Regions from separate parts of the Homo sapiens genome. Here regions 1 and 3 are each linked to region 2. A link is a loop called in an ENCODE intact Hi-C map of the cell type or tissue named here. Cell type or tissue: mammary epithelial cell. All regions are shown on one strand. Links, peaks and the distances in the headings refer to the core of each region. The heading gives the core; the rest is flanking DNA.

Region 1 (7,307 bases), core at 794-5,793, 75 kb after region 2:
ACCTATGCACATCCTCCAGTATATTTTAAATAATCTCTAGATTACTTATAATACCTAATACAGTATAAATGCTATGTAAATAGTTATACTGTATTGTTTAAGGAATGACAAGAAAAGAAGTATGTACATGTTCAGTACAGATGCCATTTTCCCCCCAGATATTTTAGAGCCACAGTTGGTTGAATCCACAAATCTGGAACCCAGGGAAACAGAAGGCTGACTATACTTACAAGCATTTATCCCACTGGATGATATGTAATAAGCACCAAGTGTTTATTACTATACATATTTTTACTTTAAAATTTTTATGAGTATGTGTTACTTTTATAATTTATTCTGCAAGTATTTACCAAGCATCTCTGTATCAAGCACCTTTCAAGGCTGTGCAAACAAAAGAGATGAAATCTCTGCCATCCACTGAAGGCAGGATAGATAGAGGCAGGCAGACAATCTGAACAAAATGAGCTTTCCAGGAAGGTGCAAAACTGGAGGCAGAGATACCTGGCAACACTGAGCACTGAAATCTCCTTTCTTTTGCCTGATTGCATTTATATGAAAGGTCCAGAACAGGCAAATCTGTAGAGACAGAAAGTAGATTAGTGGCTGCCTAGGGCTGGGTGGGCGGATGGGAACAAAGGGGTTGGGAGCAGATGGGGAGTGAATGACTGCTCATGAGTCCAGAGTTGCTTTTTGAAGTAATAAAAATATGCTAAAATTGATCATGGTGATTGTTACACAACTCTGTGAATATACTAAAAACCACTGAATTAAAAGTAAAGGCAGTAATTAAAATTCTAGGGGTTTTTTTTTTTTTTTTTTTTGAGGCAGAGTCTTGCTCTGTCTCCCAGGCTGGAGTGCAGTGGCGCAATCTTGGCTCACTGCAAGCTCCGCCCCCCCAGGGTTCACGCCATTCCCCTGCCTCAGCCTCCCGAGTAGCTGGGAATACGGGCGCCCACCACCACGCCCGGCTGATTTTTTGTATTTTTAGTAAAGACGGGGTTTCGCCGTGTTAGCCAGGATGGTCTCGATCCCCTGACCTCGTGATCTGCCTGCCTCGGCCTCCCAAAGTGCTGGGATTACAGGGGTGAGCCAGCGCACCCGGCCAGGTTTTTTTTTTTTTTTTTTTTTTTTTTTTTTTTTTTTTTACTTTTTACAGTTAAAGTCTTTTTATAAAATAAAGTATATTTTCTATGACTTAGTATCACTAGTTTTTTAAAGTATATTTTCTATGACTTAGTATCACTAGTTTTTTATAACTATCAAACTTGACCTTGAAAGAAAATTTGGTATCTACTTAATAGCTAAAAGTTATGAAAAAAGTAAACATTACCAAGTTAGATTTATCCAAGGAATACAAGGATAGGCTTAGTATGAGAAAAATCTATAAATCTGACCCATTATAATAACAGATAGAGAAAAATCATAATTATTCTAATAAATGCAGAGAAAGCATTTGATAAAATTCAACATTAAATTCATAATAAAAGGTCTTAGAAAAAATAAAAGAGATTTCCATAGAGCGTATCTAAGTAACCTACAGTAAACATCATCCTAAATGAAAAGATAATAAAAGCATTCCGATTTACAAATCAAAAAATAAATAATACTAAATTAAAGGTTCTAATAGCACATGAAATAATAAACTGAATTCAAAATGATGCAGAAGAATAAACAAATCTAACTTTATTTTTAGATATGATCATTTTTGTAGAAAACCAAAAAAAGTACAATTTATTAGAAATAAGAGAATTTAAGGTGAATATAAGATTATTGTCAAATACATTTCTTTATACCAATGACAAATACCTGAAAATGTAATTAAAAAGAAGACAGCATTTTCAATAATCTTAGAGAATACCAAGTACCTAGGAGTAAATATAATAACAAATATGTAAGATCTCTAAGTAAAAACTACAAAAAGACATTAGGAGACATTAAATAAAGACCTGAATAAATGGAGAAATATACCATGTTTGTGCATAAGAAGATTCAATATTGTAATTAGTTGACCTATAGATTTAACAAAATTACAATCAAAATTCCAACAGATCTTTTTCTTGCATCATGTAAAGCTAATTCTTTAAAAAAGCATGAACAATAAGGATTTTTTTTAAAGTCAGGAAATTTCTGAAGACACTAGAGGAAGCTGCCCTATCAGACATAAAGACTTACTGTGAAGCTGTGGTAATTAAGGCATAATAAAACAAATTGGACAAATTAACTGAATTAAATAGGAAACTACAACAGACCCACACATTTATGGGACTTTGGCTATGCCAGAAGAAACACATGATATTGATGGGAAAATTAGGAACTATTCAATAAGTGGAGGTGGAAAAAATGATTATGCATGTAGTTAAAGGCGAAAATTAGAGTTCTGTATCATACAAGATATAAGATCCAAATCCAAATGTATTAAAAACTATAATGTCAAAAACAAAACTTAAATTCTCTTAGTAGAAAGCACACATGAAAATATTTTAGATTAATGGAAGAATTTTAAAAATTTAAACAATACAAAAAAAGCACTAACTATAAAATACAAATGATATACATTGACTTTTAAAATTAAAAAATTTTTGGCTGGGAGTGGTGGCTCACGCCCGCAATCTCAGCACTTTGGGAGGCCACGGGGGCGGATCACAAGGTCAGGAGTTTGAGACCAGCCTGGCAAACATGGTGAAATCCCGTCTCTACTAAAAATACAAAAAATTAGCCGGGCATGGTGGCCCATGCCTGTAATCCTAGCTACTCGGGAGGCTGAGGCAGGAGAATTGCTTGAACCCAGGAGGCATAGGTTGCAGTGAGGCAAGATCACGCCATTGCACTCCAGCCTGGGTGACAGAGCAAAGCTCTGTCTCAGGAAAAAAAAAAAAAAAAAAATTAAAAATTTTTTGTTCATCAAAATGTATTTTCAGGCCAGGCGTGCTGGCTCATGCTTGTAATCCCAACACTCTGGGAGGCCGAGGCGGCTGGATCACCTGAGGTCAGGAGTTTGAGACCACCCTGGCCAACATGGTGAAATCCCATCTCTACTAAAAATACAAAAATTAGCCAGGCATGGTGGCAGGCCTCTGTAATCCCAGCTACTCAGGAGGCTGAGGCAGGAGAATTGCCTGAACCTGGGAGGCAGAGGTTGCAGTGAGCCAAAATCGCGCCACTGCACTCCAGCCTGGGCAACGTAGCCAGGATCTGTCTCGGGGGACAGGGAAATAAATTTAACAGTGTATATTTAATTGGTTTGATAAATTGTACGAGCAAATAATTGGTCAGTACATAGATATATATGTTAGTTAACTAAAAATACTAAGTAGTTACAGAAAGTAATGACCTATATTTTCCTTTATGAGACTCTTTTTAATAAGAGTTTAACTTAAATAAATACAATACACCTAAGGCTAGTATAGGGTGGTTTTTCTAGCTCCACCTTTTAACTGTTCTTAGCCTCTTCAGGACACAAATTTTATTTTGTTTATTAAAACCATGTGAAGTGGCATTGTTACTATCCCTTGCCCTCCTTTTTATAAAAAATTGAGGAAGAAACTGAGGCTCAGAAAGACTGAGTAGTCTTTCTAGACCACGAAGCTAGTTAAGTTATGGTTCCAGGATTTAAAGCCTGACAACTGACCCCAGGATCAACATTTAATCACTAGGCTATCACTGTGATGTGAGATAATCTATGTACTAAAAAGCCATATCAGACCATATAAAAGACAGGCTAGACAGTAAGTAAACTTGTAACCATGCCCTCTGTTTGCCCTTACTCTGAGAAGATTTCTATTAAGTTTGCAATATGAGGCAATCTCTGCTATGACTTCATGATAAGGAAAAAATCATGCTGGTCCTTTGCTGCCCTCTTATGGAAGATGTACATAGATATACAAAAAATTCCCAGCCAATAACTGCAGTCTAACTTTGCCACCATAACTAAACTATTTCAGGTGTACCTAGCTTTACATGATAGATAAGATTCTAGAACAATGCAACTGGTACATAAAAGGTACTCAGTGAACGTGCAGAACTGCAATGAAAACTTTCTGTCTCTTTGATATGCACTAAGCGCTTGATCTTATAAAAATCCTATGATAAATTATTTAAATGGCAAATCGCCCTCCAATTTAATTGTTGTGGTATACAGATTTATATATATCATATTTATTTAACATTATAAAATGTTATCATGTGGCCAATTTATTCACAATAAAGGTATGAATAAAATAATAATCTAAAAATGTCAGTTTAATCACTTGTTTCAAGCAACTTTGTCTCTTTTTAAGGCCAAAATCTAACAAATAATCTAAGTGAATGGTTTGAGTTTCTTCTAATTTCTTGCTCTTTATTTAATCTCTGTTTGTTGTGACCATGATTTCTCTTAGAAGAGACTAAGTGTCTTGAACTCTGAGATGGGCCTAAACAATTCAAAACAAAATCTATGAAGAGCATTGCTCGAAGTTTTAATGTAGGGAAATAGTTCTCTCCCTAGCCATTTTGGTTTTGACAAGGCTGTGAACGATTAAACACTAAAACCGATAATCTTATGGAGGCAAAACAGTGAGTGATTTTTGCAACTAAACAGCAATGAAAATTATTTCACTAAGTTATGGATGGTCTTACATGGATGAGCTTATGCAAGAGCACTTCTCCAGGCTCTCTACTAGAATGGAGTGTTTAGATCCTTAGAGTTAGACTTCACCTGGCTCTCTTCACCAGTACAAAAGGCTACATACCTCACTGAGATGTGTGATGTGTATCATTCCTAAATATTGGGTAGCTATTACAGTTTTTTTTTTAAAAGTATCAAAAAATATTGCCTAGATGTAGCTTTATCACAGAACATGCTAATTTTTCAAAGGCTTTCCTAATTCATGTCTTCCTCCCTATTTTCGATATTACACTAGTTCAGGCTCTTACAATTTTACGTTCATCCATCAAACACTGTATTTCTTGAGCACCTACTATTATGTGTAAGCACTGTGTTAGCAGGTAGGCCAGAGTGATAAACAAAAGAGACATGGTCTGATCTCATATAGTTTATAGTCTAATAAGAAAACAAACAAACAGGCCGGGTGCGGTGGTTCACGCCTGTAATCTCAGCACCTTGGGAGGCCAAGACAGGCGGATCACCTGAGGTCGGGAGTTTGCGACCAGCCTGACCAACATGGAAAAACCCTGTCTCTACTAAAAATACAAAATTAGCCAGGATGGTGGCACATGCCTGTAATCCCAGCTACTCGGGAGGCTGAGGCAGAAGAATTGCTTGAACCTGGGAGGTGGAGGTTGTGGTGAGCCGAGATTGCACCATTGCACTCCAGCCTGGTGACAGAGTGAAACTGCGTCTCAAAAAAACAAACAAACAAAACACACAGGAAAAAAAGAGAAACTGACACCAAACAAACAGGCAAATAAATATACTGACAAACAGTCCAACAAGGTTTTATCAGGGAAAATAATAGGATACTTTAAGAAAGTTATAGAAAAAAACAGGTCCTAATTTATCTAGGAACCAGAGGGAAAGCTGTTATTTAGATAAGGGCTATCTGTGAGACGGACATTTAAGCCAACACTTGAAAAATAAGTCATGGTGATCAAGAGGAAGAGTGAGAACAGAGAAATCCAGGCAGTAGAAATATCAAAAACCCTAAGCTTTAATGTAGGAAAAAGCATGGCATGTTTTAGGATTAACACAAGGGCCAGTGTGGCTGAAAGATTAAACTGAAAAATAGGCAAGGTTTAAATAATCAAGGCTTTACAGCCACATTAAGAAGTTTGACTTTTATTTGATTTTTATTCCAAGTAATACAGTACATATATATAATTTCCCAATAAGTATTTTGGAAATTATTTTATTCATGATTTGGAAAATACAATCCTAAGAACAGATCTGCATGATAGAAAGATAATATGTATTCTAGAATTCTGAATCCTTTTTTTTTAATTATTATTTTTATGTATTTATTTTTGAGACAGGTCTCACTCTGTCACCCAGGCTGGGGTGCAGTGGCGCAATGACAGCTCACTGCAACCTTGAACTCCTGGTCTCAAGTGATCCTCCCACTTCAGCCTCCTGAGTAGCTGGGGCTATAGGCATGCTGCACCATGCCCGAATTCTGAATCCTTTACTGGAAACCTCACCTTTCCTCCAGTCACAAGGACCCCCCTGGGCTTCCATACTGCACTCGTCCCACTTCCTGACCTGAGGACACACCCAGCAATACCACTTCCTCTCCTACAGTAAGGCTAGCACTTTCTGGGACCCAAACCTAGCCTAGTTATGACACCTAAACACAAACTAAGCCACAACCTACTTATCCAGTCACAGCCAGTACCAAGGAGCCCTGGACTCTTTCTAACTCTTCCTATGTCAATGGCTGACCAAAGACCAATTGCATTGAAGAAGTTTTATAATATATGATTTACTAACTAAGGCATAACAAAGAAGAATAAACAACCTGTTTTTGAAAGCAAATTCTAAAAGTGAAATTTGCAACTATATGGATATTGTTAGCAAAAATATGTCTATGCTACATTTGTCCCATTTTAAAAAATGAATATGCATTTATTTAGAAAATATCTCCTAAATACATACCGTATCCTAGACATATTTTCAAAATGCAGAAGCACACAGTAGAAACTAAAGTTATTTTTCATTAAAAAGTGCAATTTATATTAGCAAATAATGGGTTTATTGATATTTTAAGTGAATTAATAAAAATTTTTACATTTCTCAATGTTAATAGATTACAACAAGTATTAGCAGGTATTACCTTCATAAATAAAAGCTCTTCGATCATTTTTAAGGCCATAAAGGGGTCCTCAGACCAAAATGTTTGAGAACCACTGTCACTGGTTCAGGAAGAGACTAAAAAGAGGAAAGAAAGTTAGGAAGATGGTTTTGTAGGCATGAATGCCTGTTTTAGTATACCTATAGAGGGAATGAATCACATTTGAGACAATATGAATTAAGGACATTAACATCCCTAAATATTAATAGCTAAAGATTTGTGGTATCTCTCTTATTATATATTCAAAATAAAACAACATTAAGCCATAGAATAAATGTGATGAAATCCAACATATCTCTGAGATTTTCTGATTTCAATGATCTTTTTGAAATATCAAGTAACACAACCTTCCACCCACACCATACATTTTTAGATTCTCTTGTTTTGATGATACCCAAAACGTGCTCATTGTAAATACTAGGCAAACAGGCTCCTTGCTACTCTAAGTGACTTCCATTAACCAGTACCAGCATCCCATGGGAACTTGCTGGAATTGCAAAAGGGAAGACCTCACCCCAGACCTAC
Region 2 (7,307 bases), core at 1,166-6,165:
ATCCTTATGGGATGGAGGGTAAGAATGAAAATTTATGATGATGAGGGAAATCATAATTAAAGAGTCTCATATATAATGAGTCCTTACATGAAGAAGAGACATATTCCCTTTTCTATGTAAGAAAGGAAGATGGGAACATTTTTTCTTTAACTTGGTGTAAGGTGTGAGTTGGCTGAGTGGCTTGAATTAAGAGAAATTAAAGTCTGAGGCAAGACCGAGACCCACTTTCCAGACTGAAACTTGAAGAGGACTCATTTGAGGAGAATGTTGCATCTCTCAGTCAAAGCAGCTAATCTGGGACTTATCAGGGATATGACATTTCTATGGAATGCCTTTTTCAAGAGCCCAGTATACTTTGAGAAGTGTAGTGCATGCCTTGGTTACTAACAGTAGTGTCTGTAACTCAGAAGGAGATCAGGAGTGTCCTGGCAGGACCTTGCACTGTGACCTTAGTACATGCAGAAAAGTATGGTTTTGATTTACATTTTGGGAATACGTCAGGCAAGAGATTCCAAGAGTTTTTTACCCTGAAAGGGACAACTCCTAGGCAATGGCCCAAGAATTTGCAATGTCTGTGGAGATGGGGCCATTTTTTGGCCAGGGCACCCAGTGCTGACTGCCTGAGCTGTCTCATCCATTATCGGGGACATCCTGGATAAGGGATGGAAAGCAGCTACATTCCATGGAGCACCATCATTTTTATGATGGAGGGTCACAAGTTCAAGGTCTATGAGAGCCTCTCTCTGTTTCCAAGACAGTCCAAGGCCGGGCGCGGTGGCTCACGCATGTAATCCCAGCACTTTGGGGAGCCAAGGCAGGAGGATTGCTTGAGCCTGGAGTTCAAGACCAGCCTGGGCAATGTGGTAAAACCCAGTCTCTACCAGCATGGTGGTGCACATCTGTAGTCCCAGCTACTGGGGAGGCTGTGGTGGAAGGATCTCTTAAGCCCAGGAGGTTGAGGCTGTAGTGAACCGTGATGGTGCCACTGCATTCCAGCCTGGACGACAGAGAAACCCTGTCAAAAAAAAAAAAAGGCGTCTAGCATTAGCTGTGCATTTGTTTTAATGGAGTATAGCACAAGGCTGAAAGGGGCAGTTTCCTGCATCAGAAGCCTCTGGGCAACTTATGGCTATTGTAGGTGGTCCAGAGACTACAGGAGATGGCTGAGAAGAGGTTGCCAAAGCCTTTGCAGTGAAAGAATCTTGGAGGCACTACTAGGACTGCCTGTTGATTTTAATTTTCACAGATCTTAGAGGCTTCTTTTGGTGAAAGCTCCATTTAGGGTGGACTGCTTGGTAAGTAGCAGCAGCAGTGAGATTAAGGAAAATGTGTAAATATGAAATATGTTGCTACCAGAACCCCAAAAGGACTAGGTGTTGGTCTTGTATGCCCTTAATGAGTGTGTCAAATGAATAGCCTGGGGAGAGGAAGGCATTAATGTAATGTCATACCTGTGCTCCTGGGTGAAAATAGATGTATTTGAGATCCTGTCTGCCAAGACTGTGCATGGTGGCAAAGCTGTGTACCCTGTGGTGTACCGTGTCCTTTCAGAGGTGAATGTAGACTGTGGCTGAGAGGCCGTGAAAAGAGGCAGTATGCAGAACATATTAGCCAAATCTATAATATCAAAATATTTCCTGGTTGTTGATTGGATGAGGTCAGTTATTTTAATAAAACTGAGTAATGTGTATGAAGGCTAATGGATGGGACCTCAGGGTTAAGGTTGGAGTCATCACCATGAGGTGTTATTTATTTTTTCTAGGTTTAATAACTGGCAAAGTTTGGCTGGGCCAGTGGTTCACACCTGTAATCCCAGCACTTTGGGAGGCCAAGGTGGACGGATCACCTGAGGTCAGGAGTTCGAGTCCAGCCTGACTAACATGATGAAACCCCGTCTCTACTAAAAATACAAAATTAGCCAGGTATGGTGGTGCCTGCCTGTAATCCCAGCTACTCAGAAGGCTGAGGTGGGAGAATCACTTGAACCTGGGAGGTGGAGGTTTCAGTGAGCCGAGATTGCGCCATTGCACTCCAGCCTGGGCAACAGAGTGAGACTCCGTCTCAAAAAAAAAAAAAAGAGAACTGGCAAAGTTAAGAACAGGGCTGTCAAATGGAGAAGCACTGGGGAATAATCATCTCTTTATTAATTAGATTTTATATAATAAATTTTAATCCTTGAAGGCCCTGTTTTTTTACATTGGGCCATATTAACTATTTTCCCTGAGAACCTGTAGGCTGTATTTTATCAAGCCAATTTGTAAGTGCCAAAGACTTATTTTAATTTATTATTCATTGTGTTGGAGGAACTATGTGCAATCTGAGATATTTTAGGGCAATGGCTACTTTGACTATGGGAAATTTAGGCAAGGCTACAGTTAAAGTGAGGCATACCTAATTTTCCTCTATTTTATATTCAGTGACTTTTCTAAGATTATAGGAGTACACCATGATTAAATTTTTTTGTTTTTTGTTTTTTGTTTTGAGACGGAGTCTCGCTCTGTCACCAGGCTGGAGTGCAGGGGCGCGATCTCGGCTCGCTGCAACCTCTGCCTCCTGGGTTCAGGAGATTCTCATACCTCAACCTCCTGAGCAGCTGGGATTATAGGGACGCGCCACCACACCCAGCTAATTTTTGTATTTTTAGTAAAGACAGGGTTTCACTGTGTTGTCCAGGATGGTCTCGATCTCTTGACCTCGTGATCCGCCCGCCTCAGCCTCCCAAAGTGCTGGGATTACAGGCGTGAGCCACCATGCCCGGCCACCATGATTAAATTTAATAGGATTCCAAGATATAACCATAATTCAATCCACAGTTTTGATGAATGCCAAGTTTTGTCAATTGGCTTGTGTTACCCAATGTTCAAGTTAATTTAGAACCTATGTTGTAGAGGCACAGACGCCAGTTAGTGCCACCTTTTTGTTGTTATATAAAATAAATTGCAGCCTCCACCTCCCAAGTTCAAGCAATTTTCCTGCCTGAGTCCTCCGAGTAGCTGGGACTACAGGTGTGTGCCACCACGCCTGGCTAATTTTTGTATTTTTAGTAGAGATGGAGTTTTACCATGTTGGCCAGACTAGTCTTGAACTCCTGACCTCAAGTGATCCACCCTCCTTGGCCTCCCAAAGTGCTGGGATTACAGGCGTGAGCCATCACACCCGGCCTAGTTGTTTTATCTGTAGTATAAAGATTCCATGTGACAGGAAGAACACATTATTATTATTTGAGATGCAGTCTCGTTCTGTCACCCAGGCTGGAGTACAGTGGTGCCATCTCAGTGCACTGCAACCTCTGCCTCTCAGATTCAAGTGATTCTTGTGCCTCAGCCTCCTGAATAGCTGGGACCACAGGCATGCGCCATCACACCTGGCTAATTTTTTTATTTTTGGTAGAGACGGGGTTTCACCATGTTGCACAGGCTGGTCTAGAGCTCCTGAGCTCAAGTGATCCATCCGCCTTGGCCTCCCAAAGTGCTGGGATTACAGGCGTGAGCCACTGCACCGTGCAAAATTATTTTAACATATAAATTTTGGATTTTCCACATATATATACACACAAGCATGTGTACCTGTGCACACACACACATAGTAATTTATTAGGGCTTAGGAAGGGCAGGGATAAAGTGTTCTCTCTCTTTTTTTTTAGATGGGATCTCATGGTGTTGCCCAGGTTGGACTCCAACTCCTGGCCTCGAGCAATCCACCTGCCTCAGCCTGGGAGCTGAAGCTCCCTTTTAAAAATTAAACATTGTGCCACTGGTCTCCCAGAGTGTGATCTCTTGTACCCCCGGTTGAGGGGTGAATTGGTGCAGCATCAAGGCAAGCGACAATACAGGAGACTATGGCTAGAACAACATCTTTTGTGGGGTGCTATGGGCCAGGAGGTGGATGCCCCCACACTGTCTCCACGTGTGGCTCACTCGTGAGGAGCTCTGAAGCGCATCCTCCCTGAAGTCCACAGAGCGGGAGGGAAGGTCCAGGAAAAGAGCTGCTCGGTGTCCCCACCTCTTGTCAGTGCTGCCTGGTTGCCTGGTCAGTCCTGTCCCAGGCACTCGGAGGGAAGTCACACCTCACTCCCTTCAGAGGCGCCTTTCGTGAACTCAGCCAGTCAGTGCCAAAAAGGGGTGCCCCCGGGGTCACTGTCCTGAAACTTAGGCAAGTCACTCAGCTCAGGCCAGAACTCAGGGAGGACTCAAGTTTTGAGCTCTGAATTGGGGGTACAAGGAACAGCAGGAAGCACATGCGGCAGGTGGTTGCACCTTCCCAGGCCGTCGCTGCCCTCTGGTGGCCCCAGTGGACAGGTCCGGAGCCGTCTAGTGGCATATCATTCCAGTTCAAGCCCACATAGCCCATTCACTCTGTACATTGTTTTATTTCTTTCCCGTTTTTTTTTTTTTTTTTTTTTTTTGAGACAGAGTCTTGCTCCGTTGCCCAGGCTGAAGTGCAATGGCTCAATCTCAGCTCACTGAGGCCTCCGCCTCCTGGGTTCCAGCGATTCTCCTGCCTCAGCCTCCGGGGCAGCTGGGATTACAGGCTCCTGCCACCACACCCAGCTAATGTTTGTGTTTTTAGTAGAGACGGGGTTTCGCCATGTTGGCCAGGCTGGCCTCGAACTCCTGACCTCAGGTGATCCACTGGCCTCAGCCTCCCAAAGCATTACAGGCATGAGCCATCGCGCCTGGCCTAAATGTATAAATTTTTTTAATAAATTCATGTTTTTATAAATTTACATTTATAAATCCTTTTTCTTCAAAAATAAACCTTAGCTCACTGTAACTTTTTTTTATAAACTTTTTTATGTTTTTTAACTTTTGACTGTTAAAACACAAACACATCGTACAGCTATACAAAAAAAAAATTCTTTTTTGAGACAGGTTGTCACTCTGTTACTCAGGCTGTAGTGCAGTGGTGCAGTCTCGGTTCACTGCAGCCTTGACCTTCCAGGCTCAAGCAATCCTCCTGCCTCAGCCTCCCAAGGAGCTGGGACACAGATGCATACCATCACATTGGGCTAATTTTATTTTTTCTAGAGACGAGGTCTCACTATGTTGCCCAGGCTGGTCTCAAATTCCGGGCCTCAAGTGATCCTCCAGCCTCAGCCTCTCAAAGCATTGGAATTACAGGTGTGAGCCACCATGCCTGGCCTCCTATGTTATCTTTTAGAGTTTGATAGTTTTATATTTTACATTTAGGTCTGTGATCCATCTTGAGTTAATTTTTAGAAAGGGTGTAAGGTCTGTGTCTAAGGTCTTTTTTGTATGTGGATGTCCAGTTGATCCAGTATCATTAGTTGAAAAGACCATCTTTGCTCCATTGAATTGTCTTTGTCCTTTGTCAAAGACAAGTTGACTCTATTTATGTGGATCTATTTCTGAGATCTCACTTGTATGTCATAGATCTATTTCACTAATCTTTCATCAATATTACACTGTCTTGATTATTGTAACTTTATAGTAAATCTTGAAGTTGTATAGCATTATTTCTCTGACTTTATTATTCTCCTTCAATATTTTTGTTGACTATTCTGGGTCTTTTGCCTTTCCATATAAACCCTAGAATCAGTTTGTTGATATCTACAATATAACTTGCTGGGATTTGATTGGGATTGTGTTGAATCTGTAGATCAGGTCTGGAAAAACTGAAATCTTGCCAATGTTGAGTTTTTCTAGTCACAAACATGGATTATTTCTCAATTTATTTAGATCTTTTTTGATGTCTTTCAACAGAGTTTTGTAGTTTTCTTCATATAGATCTCGTACTTGGTTTGTTAGATTTGAACCTAAATCTTTCTTTCTTTTTGGTGCTAAATAATTTAAATGACAATTTGTTTTAAATTTCAAATTCCAATTGTTCATTATTGGTATGCAGGAAGGCAATGGATATTTTTATATTAATCTTGTATCCTGCAGGCTTACTATAATTGTTCAGCAGTTTTAGGACTTCCGTTGATCCTTTGGGATTTTCTACATAGACAGTCATGTAATGTACAAAAAAAAAAGATGGTTTTGTTTCTTCCTTTCCAATCTATTTACAATCAGCTCTTCATATATGTGGGTTCTGCATCCACGAATTCAACCAACCATGGATCAAACTATTTGGGAAAAGACAATTTTAAAAATACCACTTAAAAAACAATACAGCATAACAACTATTTTTCATAGCATTTTTAGGTAGTATAATCTAGAGGTAATTTAAAGTTTGTGGGAGGGTGTATGTAGGTTACATGCGAATACGACACCATTTTATATAAGGAACTTAAGGATCCATGGATTTGGGTATGAAAGACAGGTTCCTGGAATCAATTTTCCATAGACACCCAGGGACTGTGTTGTCTCTTTCCTTTTCTTGTTTTATTGTGTAAGCTAGGACATCGCAACAATGTTGAGTCTAAATGGTGTAAGAGGGGATGTCCTTGCCTTATTCCTGATGTTACCAGGAAAGCATCTACTTTCTCACTCTTAGTATGAGGTTAGCTGTAGGGTTTTGGTAAATATTTCTTATAAAATTAAGGAAATTACCCTTTGTTCCTGGTTTGTGGAGAGTTTTTTTTTTTTTTTTTTAGTCATGAATGAGTTTGAATTTTATCAAATACTTTTTCTGCATCTATTGATATGATCATATATTTTATTCTTTAGCATGTTCATGTGATAGATTGCATTAATTGACCTTCAAATGGTGAACCAGGCTTGCATGCCTGAAATAATACACTGCTGGATTTGATTTGCTAATATTTTGTTGAGGATTATTCTGTCTACGTTCATCAGTGATATCAGTCTATAGTTTTCCTTTCTTGTAATGTTTTTGGTTTTTATATTAGAGTAATACTGGCTTCGTAGGATGAGTTAGAAATTATTCTCTCTTCTTTTACATTCTAGAAAAGATTGTAGAGAATTGGTATAATTTCTTCCTTACATGTTGGTAGAATTCACCTGTGAATCTATTTGGGCCTGCTGCTTTCTGTTTTGGAAGTTGTTTTTGTTTTGTTTTGTTTTGTTTGTTTTTTTGAGACAGGGTTTCACTCTGTCACCCAGGCTGAGTGCAGTGGCACTATCATGGGTCACTATAGCTTCAAACTCCCAGGCTCAAGCGATCCTCCCACCTCAGCCTTGCAAGTAGCTGGGACTGCAGGCACATGTCACCATGTCCAGCTAATTTTTTTAGTTAGTGTGGAGACAGGGTCTCACTATGTTGCCCAGGCTGGTCTTGAACTCCTGGACTCAAGGGATCCTCCTGCCTCAGCCTCCCAAAGTGCTGTAATTACAGGTGTGAGCCACCATGCCTAGCTGGAAGCTTATTGATTAAAATTTAGC
Region 3 (7,307 bases), core at 1,020-6,019, 110 kb before region 2:
GCTGGCTGCTAGGGGTAGGGTGTGTGTCTTGTCTTGTCTTGTCTTGTCTTTTTTTTTTTTTGAGATGGAATTTTGCTCTTGTTGCCCAGGCTAGAGTGCAATGGCGTGATCTCAGCTCACCGCAACCTCTGCCGCCCAGGTTCAAGCGATTCTCCTGCCTCAGCCTCCCAAGTAGCTGGGATTAGAGGCACCCGCTATCACGCCTGGCTAATTTTTGTATTTTTAGTAGAGAAGGGGTTTCAGCATGTTGGCCAGGCTGGTCTCGAACTCCCGACCTCAGGTGATCCTCCCGCCTCGGCCTCCCACAGTGCTGGGATTACAGGCATGGGAGCCACCGCGCCGAGCTGGGTGTGTGTCCTTTCATATTTAGCCATGCTGACCTGAAGCACATGTGACCTGGTGCTATGTGACCTGGAGCGCTCACACACGGGACTACATTACATGTGATACATAGTTCTCCCTGTCTGGCCATGGACCGTAAGCCAGAGCCCATCTGTTATAAAACCTGCATTTGACTAGACAAATTAAGAGTAGGATTACAGAATCCTTATACACTGCTTTCTGCAATACCAGCCCGGGTGCTCTTGCTATCCGACAAAACCTGCCCACACAGAGTCAAACAAAGCCACTCCTCATTGCCAGTGATATGCTAGAGTTCTGGCTGGTCTTTATCTGCAGCTGGCAATAGATTAGGCTTCCTGCTACCCTACAAATAGCCTTTAACCTATTCCCCTGTGGTAATTAATATTTTGTGGTGAGCCAGTAACTGCACAGGCATGTTCCATGCCTGACCGGTCTGAATACCAGGATTCATTCCCTAATAGAGCCAACTGCATGGCCCCAGGGACTGAGTTGCATTGTGGAAAGAGTAAAGGTTGTGACGCCAAGTAGGCCTGAGTCCAACTGGGTGCCCCTTACACCAGCTGAATGTATGTGGTCAAGTCAATTAACTGCACACAGAGCCTCAATTTTTCACCTGTTAAATGGATACAGCAATGCTTTGCTCACAGTAATGGTCACGAGGGTTAAATGAAATGACACAGAAAGAACTTTACCCACAGTAAGCTTTCAGCAAATTCATTCATTTGGCAAGTATTTATTGAGTGCCTGTCTATTGCAACCTGATGGTTTGCTAGCCAGACTCTACTTCCCTTGGCCGTAGCAGTGCTGGACTGGGCCCTGGAGTGTGGTGTTAGCAGTGAGCAAACAAAAGAGACAGATATCCCTATTGATGGAGCTCACGGTCTGATGGGAGCCATCATTACTATCATTATTGTTCTGTGGTGATCTGTTGCTCTAAGATTGTAAATTGACTCAATCTTTGTGAAGGAAGGAAGTGAGGCAGCTAAGCGGGATTAGGAGGCGGGACACTCAGGAGACTTGTCTTGCACCAGGAATATGGATGTGCTCGAACCTTACTGGAATCCATCACAACCGGGATGTTGATGAATTCAGGTTTCCACATACAACTCATTAGATAAATGGCTAAATATAAGCCTGTCCTATACCAACCATAGTAGTCAAGCCTTGAAGAGGAAGCAAGACAGATCCCCTTGCCTGTGCTCACCTTTCTTAGTTGGGGAAATATTGAAGGGGGCGGCCCCTGGGTTCCCGACACCAAACTTGAAACCAGCCTGCTGAAGCTGACCCCATGGTCAACGAGATTCCGAAACCAAGTAATGCGCTGTAGAGGGATGTTTCCTGGGACTGCGCGGTTTTGTTTTATTGCATAAATTTCAAAGTATTTAACATGTAACCAAGAAATTGTTGTGTTCAGAAAATTGCAAAAGAAAACTCAAGAGAATAAGGCCTCCAGAAAAAAACAACAACAACAGCAACATGTTTTTAGGGTAATGAAGGCCAGGAAGAACAATTAATAATTATTAAATCAATGTTGAATTAGATTGTTATTTCAATTCTTGGTGTGAATGACTGAATCATAATCTAGTCACAAGTGATAGAAAAACTGTGAACTGAAAGCCAATTCCAAACTCAGCACGTTGAGATGTTCTGTTGTATTCAACGTGCTGATAAAGCCCTTGATGGAAAGGAAGATATATGGTATCTTGGTATGATATATGGTAAAAGATATATCTTTTACCAAGTTTTACTAAAAGAAAATTTATTTCTTCCCACTAAATAATGTGGACTAATGTAAAAATACGTATATTGGCTTGAAGAGGGGCTACCTTTGTAGCTGCCCTGCAACCCTCATATCTGGGTCGAACCCTGCTGGGTTGAGGTTCTGGACAGTCTGCGTGGGATAAGGTCTCAACAGATGGGGTTGAGACTCCCACTCACTTGGTAATTCTGAAAATGTAATCTAGTGTGTGTGCACTTGTTTATTATTTAAAATCACATTTAATGGCCAGGCACAGTGGCTCAGCCTGTAATCCTAGCACTTTAGGAGGCTGAGGCGGGTGGATCACCTGAGGTTAGGAGTTTGAGGCCAGCCTGGCCAACATGGTAAAACCCCATCTCTACTAAAAATACAAAAATTAGCCAGGCATGGTAGTGCATGCCTGTAATCCTGTCTACTTGGGAGGCAGAGGCAGGAGAATCGCTTGAACCTGGGAGGTGGAGGTTTCAGTGAGTCCAGATGGTGCCACTTCACTCCAGCCTGGGCAACAAGAGCGAAACTCTGTCTCAAAAAAAAAAAAAACATTTATTCAGCACCGATTCTATGGTACAAATTAGATGCAAAAATGAGCTGGCCTTGCCCTGCACTCACAGGGCCTACAGACAAGGAGACAGGGAACTAGAAGTCAGTGTGGTTCTGCAGGACCCTCTGAAATCTAACCTAGCTGCATGACCCAGCAAAGTCTGCAGGAAAACTAAGAACAGAGGCAGCCCTGCTGATGCATTATTTAGCCAGATTGCCCTCCCCACAGCCGCCAGCCAAGCATGTGTTCTGCCAAGGAGAGACAATTAGGTGGCCGCACTGTGGTAGGGCAGAGAGCTCTTGCAGCTCTGCATGAAATGGGCACTGAGGTGAGTGAGTACTTCCCTCTCCTGTTTTAGACCAAGGATCAGTCAACTTTTTCTGTAAAGGATCAGACAGTAACTATTTTGATGTATGTGTGCTGTGAGGTGAGTGCTGCAACGCCCCCCACCGCTCTGTCGTGGTAGTATGAGAGCAGCCGCAGGCACAGGTCACGGAGGGGCGCGGCTGTGTTCAGTAGGGCAGCATTCATAGAAAGAAGCCAGCAGCGACCGACGGGCCCTCGGGCTGCAGGTTGCGGACCCCTACTTGAGAGCCAGGCCAGTCCAAATTCCCAGTTGCCCTTTATTCACGGGGAACTATGTAAACATCAAGAGACTATTTTCCAAAACTCGTTTTTAAAAAATCTCAAGCACATAAAAACACATTGTGCTTCTCGGTGTTTGTTTTTCAGAAGTGTTTTTCCACTGGCATTTTAACTGAAGGGATTTGTTTCTTCTTTCATTTCTCCTGTGCTTCTTGGCGACAGAGTCTACATACCGACATTTCACCCTTTCCTCACCCTCGAGAGTAAGACTTCCAAGATTAAGTTTATTGTACTCGGGAGTTGGCCAAGCAACCACATAACTCCTGTCTGCTCCGAATCCTCAAGGCAGTGCCAGCTGCATTTTTCCAGGCCCGGACAGCATGCCAGAGGGGCAACGTCACAGCCCAGGCAGCCAGGCCTCCGTTTCCTGTCTCTTTCCTCCTGAAAGACACATGAATCATATCAGCTTTATCATTTGACTCGGAGCTCATTTCCCTGTTCCACAAACGCCTGGAGTTAGAGGCAGTGAGAGCCAAGTACAATGAAAACATGAAGTCCTGAGTTGCTTTCTCCCCTTAAGAATGGAACACATGTTCTCCCATCTCAAAAGAAAGCACCTCAGCTGGCTTAATTTGGAGTCTTTTGGCCTGAGCACTTGGCTCCTGGGTCAGACACTGGTGATCTCATCTGAAAAGCTGGGCCCTGCCTGTGCCCAAGGCGGGCAAGGTCCCAGCCATGGTGGCAGCAGGGCCCTTGTGTGCGTCCACCCCTGGCACACGTGGACTGTGTGCTTAGGGGCAGGTTTCTCCTGCAAGTAACCCTAGCTGAGTGTGAATGTAGACAGCAATCTGTGATCACATCACAACCTTTCCCTGAGCGTCTTACCATCCTTGCTCTGGAGTGAAAGGGCTAATAGGAAAGGAAAAGTCTAACAAAGAATTTGGACACATGAATTTGAAACTAAAATATCAATGACTTGTAAATACGAGGAAGGGATCGGGTGGGTCAGAGACAGGAGCTATCCAGATACTGCTCTTACCTGCTCACAAACACATATTGCTAAATTTATTGAGCACTTACTATGTGATAGACCCAGCTTTAAAAAGGACTTTACTTGCACTAACTCATTTCATCTTCACAACAATGCTGCCAGGTAGATAGAGTTGTTGCAGTTTTACAGATGAGGACATTCAGGTCCCAGGAGGTATCTTGCCTGAGGTCGGACAGCTAGCTAAGGTCAGAACCCAGATTGATGGCAAGGATTCTGAACGACTGTGAGTGTTTGTGTGCTGTGTGATCTAAGAGAATAACACGATAATAAGCAGATTCATTATTAAAAAGCATGTATGTGTTTCAGAAACTCCCTGTGTATTTTAGTATAATCATGTTCGGCATGATAAGATTAGACATTTATGTTTATTAGAGCCACACTAATGAAAATATACAACTGGCCAGGCATGGTGGCTCACGCCTGTAATCCCAGCACTTAGGGAGTCCAAGGCGGGTGGATCATGAGGTCAGGATTTCAAGACCAGCCTGGCCAAGATGGTAACACCCCGTCTCTACTAAAACTACAAAAATTGAACGGGCACGGTGGCTCACACCTGTAATCCCAACACCTTGGGAAGCTGAGGCGGGTGGATTACCTGAGGTCAAGAGTTCGAGACCAGCCTGGCCAACATGGTAAAACCCCATCTCTACTAAAAATGCAAAAATTAGCTGGGCATGGTGGCGCACGCCTGTAATCCCAGCTACTGAGAGGAGCTGAGGCAGGAGAATTGCTTGCGCCCGTGAGGTGGAGGTTGCAGTGAACCGAGATCGCACCACTGCACTCCAATCTGGCCAACAGAGCAAGACTCTGTCTCAAAAAAAAACATCAGCCGGGCATGGTAGCAGGTGCCTGTAATCCCAGGTAATCGGGAGGCTGAGGCAGGAGAATTGCTTGAGCCCAGGCAGCAGAGGTTGCAGTGAGCTGAGATCAGCCACTGCACTCCAGCCTGGGCAACAGAGTGAGACTCCATCTCAAAAAAAGAGAAAAAAGAAAATATACAACTCAATATATACACTATCTAACTGTGCATTCATGCAAATATTACTATTTAACACTCCTGGTTCATCTGTGTCCCAGGTTGGGGTCTGCATCCCTGGCTGGTCCCAGAACAGACCTCTGCAACTATAGATGTTATCACTTCATACGCTGGTCTTCTTGGGCTGCGATGTTGCTTTGACCAAGTAATGCTAAGTGTTTTCTAAAAACGTTGGTTAGGCCAGCCTTACCCACATTTAACTGGCTTTTCTGCATCTTCTTTAAATAATATTTTGAAAAAGTTTGTGAAAATTGAATTCTGATTCTCCCAGCATTTGTCTAACTAAAGGGAGGAGGTGTTTATTGGCCTGGAGGGTTGCAGAGGTCAGACAGTAGCTTACCTTAAAGTACTATGGGTCCCCCCTCAATTGGCCAATTAGCTTAGTGAACTCTGAGTTTCATCTTCCCATTCCATCTGCTTCCCTGATAGCTGTTCCATATCCTCTCAGGGAAGTAATCTGTGTTTAATTTTGACTTTAAATGAGAAACTGAAATTCACAAGTGTATGTTTTATACCTATTTTGTATTATGGCAAAATACCCATAATGAAATTTATCATCTTAACTGTTTTTAAGTGTACACTTCAGTGGTATTAAGTTCATTTACATTGTTGTGCAACCATCACCCCCATCCGTCTCCAGAACTTTCTCATCTTCCCAAACTGAAACTCTGTCCCAATTAAATAATAACTCCCATCCCCCACTCCTCTAACCCTTGGTAACTACCCTTTTACTCTCTGTCTCTGTCAATTTGGTTACTCTAGGCACCTCATGTAAGTAGAATCATACAAAATTTGTCCTTTTGTGACTCGCTTATTTCACTGAGCATAATGTCCTCAAGGTTCATCCATGTTGTCGCACGTGTCAGAGTGTCCTTTCTTTTTAAGACTGAATAATATTCCATTGTGCAGCTGAACCTCATTTTGCTTATCTATTCATCTGTGGATGGACGCTTGCATTGCTTCCACCTTTTGGCTGTTGTGAATATGCTGCCGTGAACATGGGTGGGTAAATACCTGGTTGAGTCCTTGCGTTCAGTTATTTTGGATATATACCCAGAAGTGGAATTGCTGAAACTGTATGGTAATTCTATTTCTAATTTTTTGAGGAACCACCATACTATGGTGTTTATTTTTTTAAGGGCTACATAGAATGGACAAAACTACGGTTGAGTCTAAAAGAAAGATAAAAATAAACCCAGGTTTCATGACAAATTTGAAGTAATTCACCAATGGGACTGCAGTTTTGCCTTTTCTTTCTCATTTATCCACTTATTTGAGAAGTTTTTGTGCAAGCTTCCTTTAAGGATCCGAAGTAGGGTCTACTATTATTAGCAGATAATGGGTATTATATTAAAGATTAAATAGTAAAGGAAGAAAGCTGTATGAGATGTGCTGTTTGGAGAAGATTCTGAACAGATAAGTTTATTGCTTGACTCTCCATCTCCCTGGCATATTCACCAAAACTGCACTATAGTCTTTCATATCTGCAGCCATTTATTCACTTGACAAATATGAAGCTTCCGCCATGGGCTCAGCGACCGTGCAGCATAACACTTAGTCTTCACTGTCTTGTTCTGTAGACATCTGGGTTCGTGTCTTATTGCTCCAACCCACACAGTGCATGCTTGAACCACCCCAGGAATCAGACAGTGAGAAAGATGAGTGTGAGGGCTTCTGTGGGCTGGTGAGGCCGGAAGACCTGCAGAGCTCAGAGCTTATCTAAGGGGCAACCACTCATCCCTTCTGGCTACTTATTGCCCTGTGGGAATGCAGGTCCAGTTTTCCAGATCTTCCTAATTTCCAGGAAAAACAAGATATCCAGTTTCTAATGTAAGATCTTCCAGTTTTAAATTTTAGCCACTTATTCAGAAAAAAAAAAAAAATTAAACACGGCACAGGCCAAATAAAAGCACATTTGCAGGTCCCTGCAGCCGGACAGCCATGAGCTTTGACCTCTGCACTCATTGAATCT

Evidence for each region. A loop is a pair of places that touch in the nucleus more often than their neighbours do. Peaks named below come from ENCODE experiments on the same cell type or tissue, not always from the same donor. Only the 100,000 strongest peaks of a DNase experiment are listed, where the experiment ranks them.
Region 1: it touches region 2 in a loop (8-fold over the local background); 17 of 110 quality-filtered maps call a loop at or near these places.
Region 3: it touches region 2 in a loop (9-fold over the local background); 6 of 110 quality-filtered maps call a loop at or near these places.

The regions. Positions count from the first base shown.
Region 1 is chr6:4,004,742-4,012,048 of GRCh38, forward strand. It overlaps LOC124901245 (a long non-coding RNA gene), which reads right to left. Exons shown (of 2, transcript XR_007059415.1): 2 at 1-6,859. Among named protein-coding and RNA genes, the nearest start is that of PRP4K, 13 kb to the right of the region's middle. In mammary epithelial cell, for the core only: a CTCF peak has its summit at 3,852 (motif pointing left); a DNase peak (open chromatin) is centred at 3,830; H3K27ac peaks cover 305 bases.
Region 2 is chr6:3,929,003-3,936,309 of GRCh38, forward strand. No RefSeq gene overlaps it. Among named protein-coding and RNA genes, the nearest start is that of TGILR, 21 kb to the left of the region's middle. RefSeq lists enhancers at 3,610-4,110, 4,111-4,611. In mammary epithelial cell, for the core only: a CTCF peak has its summit at 4,279 (motif pointing left); no DNase peak of the experiment used is centred there.
Region 3 is chr6:3,822,527-3,829,833 of GRCh38, forward strand. No RefSeq gene overlaps it. Among named protein-coding and RNA genes, the nearest start is that of FAM50B, 23 kb to the right of the region's middle. In mammary epithelial cell, for the core only: a CTCF peak has its summit at 3,114; DNase peaks (open chromatin) are centred at 3,085 and 3,645; H3K27ac peaks cover 3,198 bases.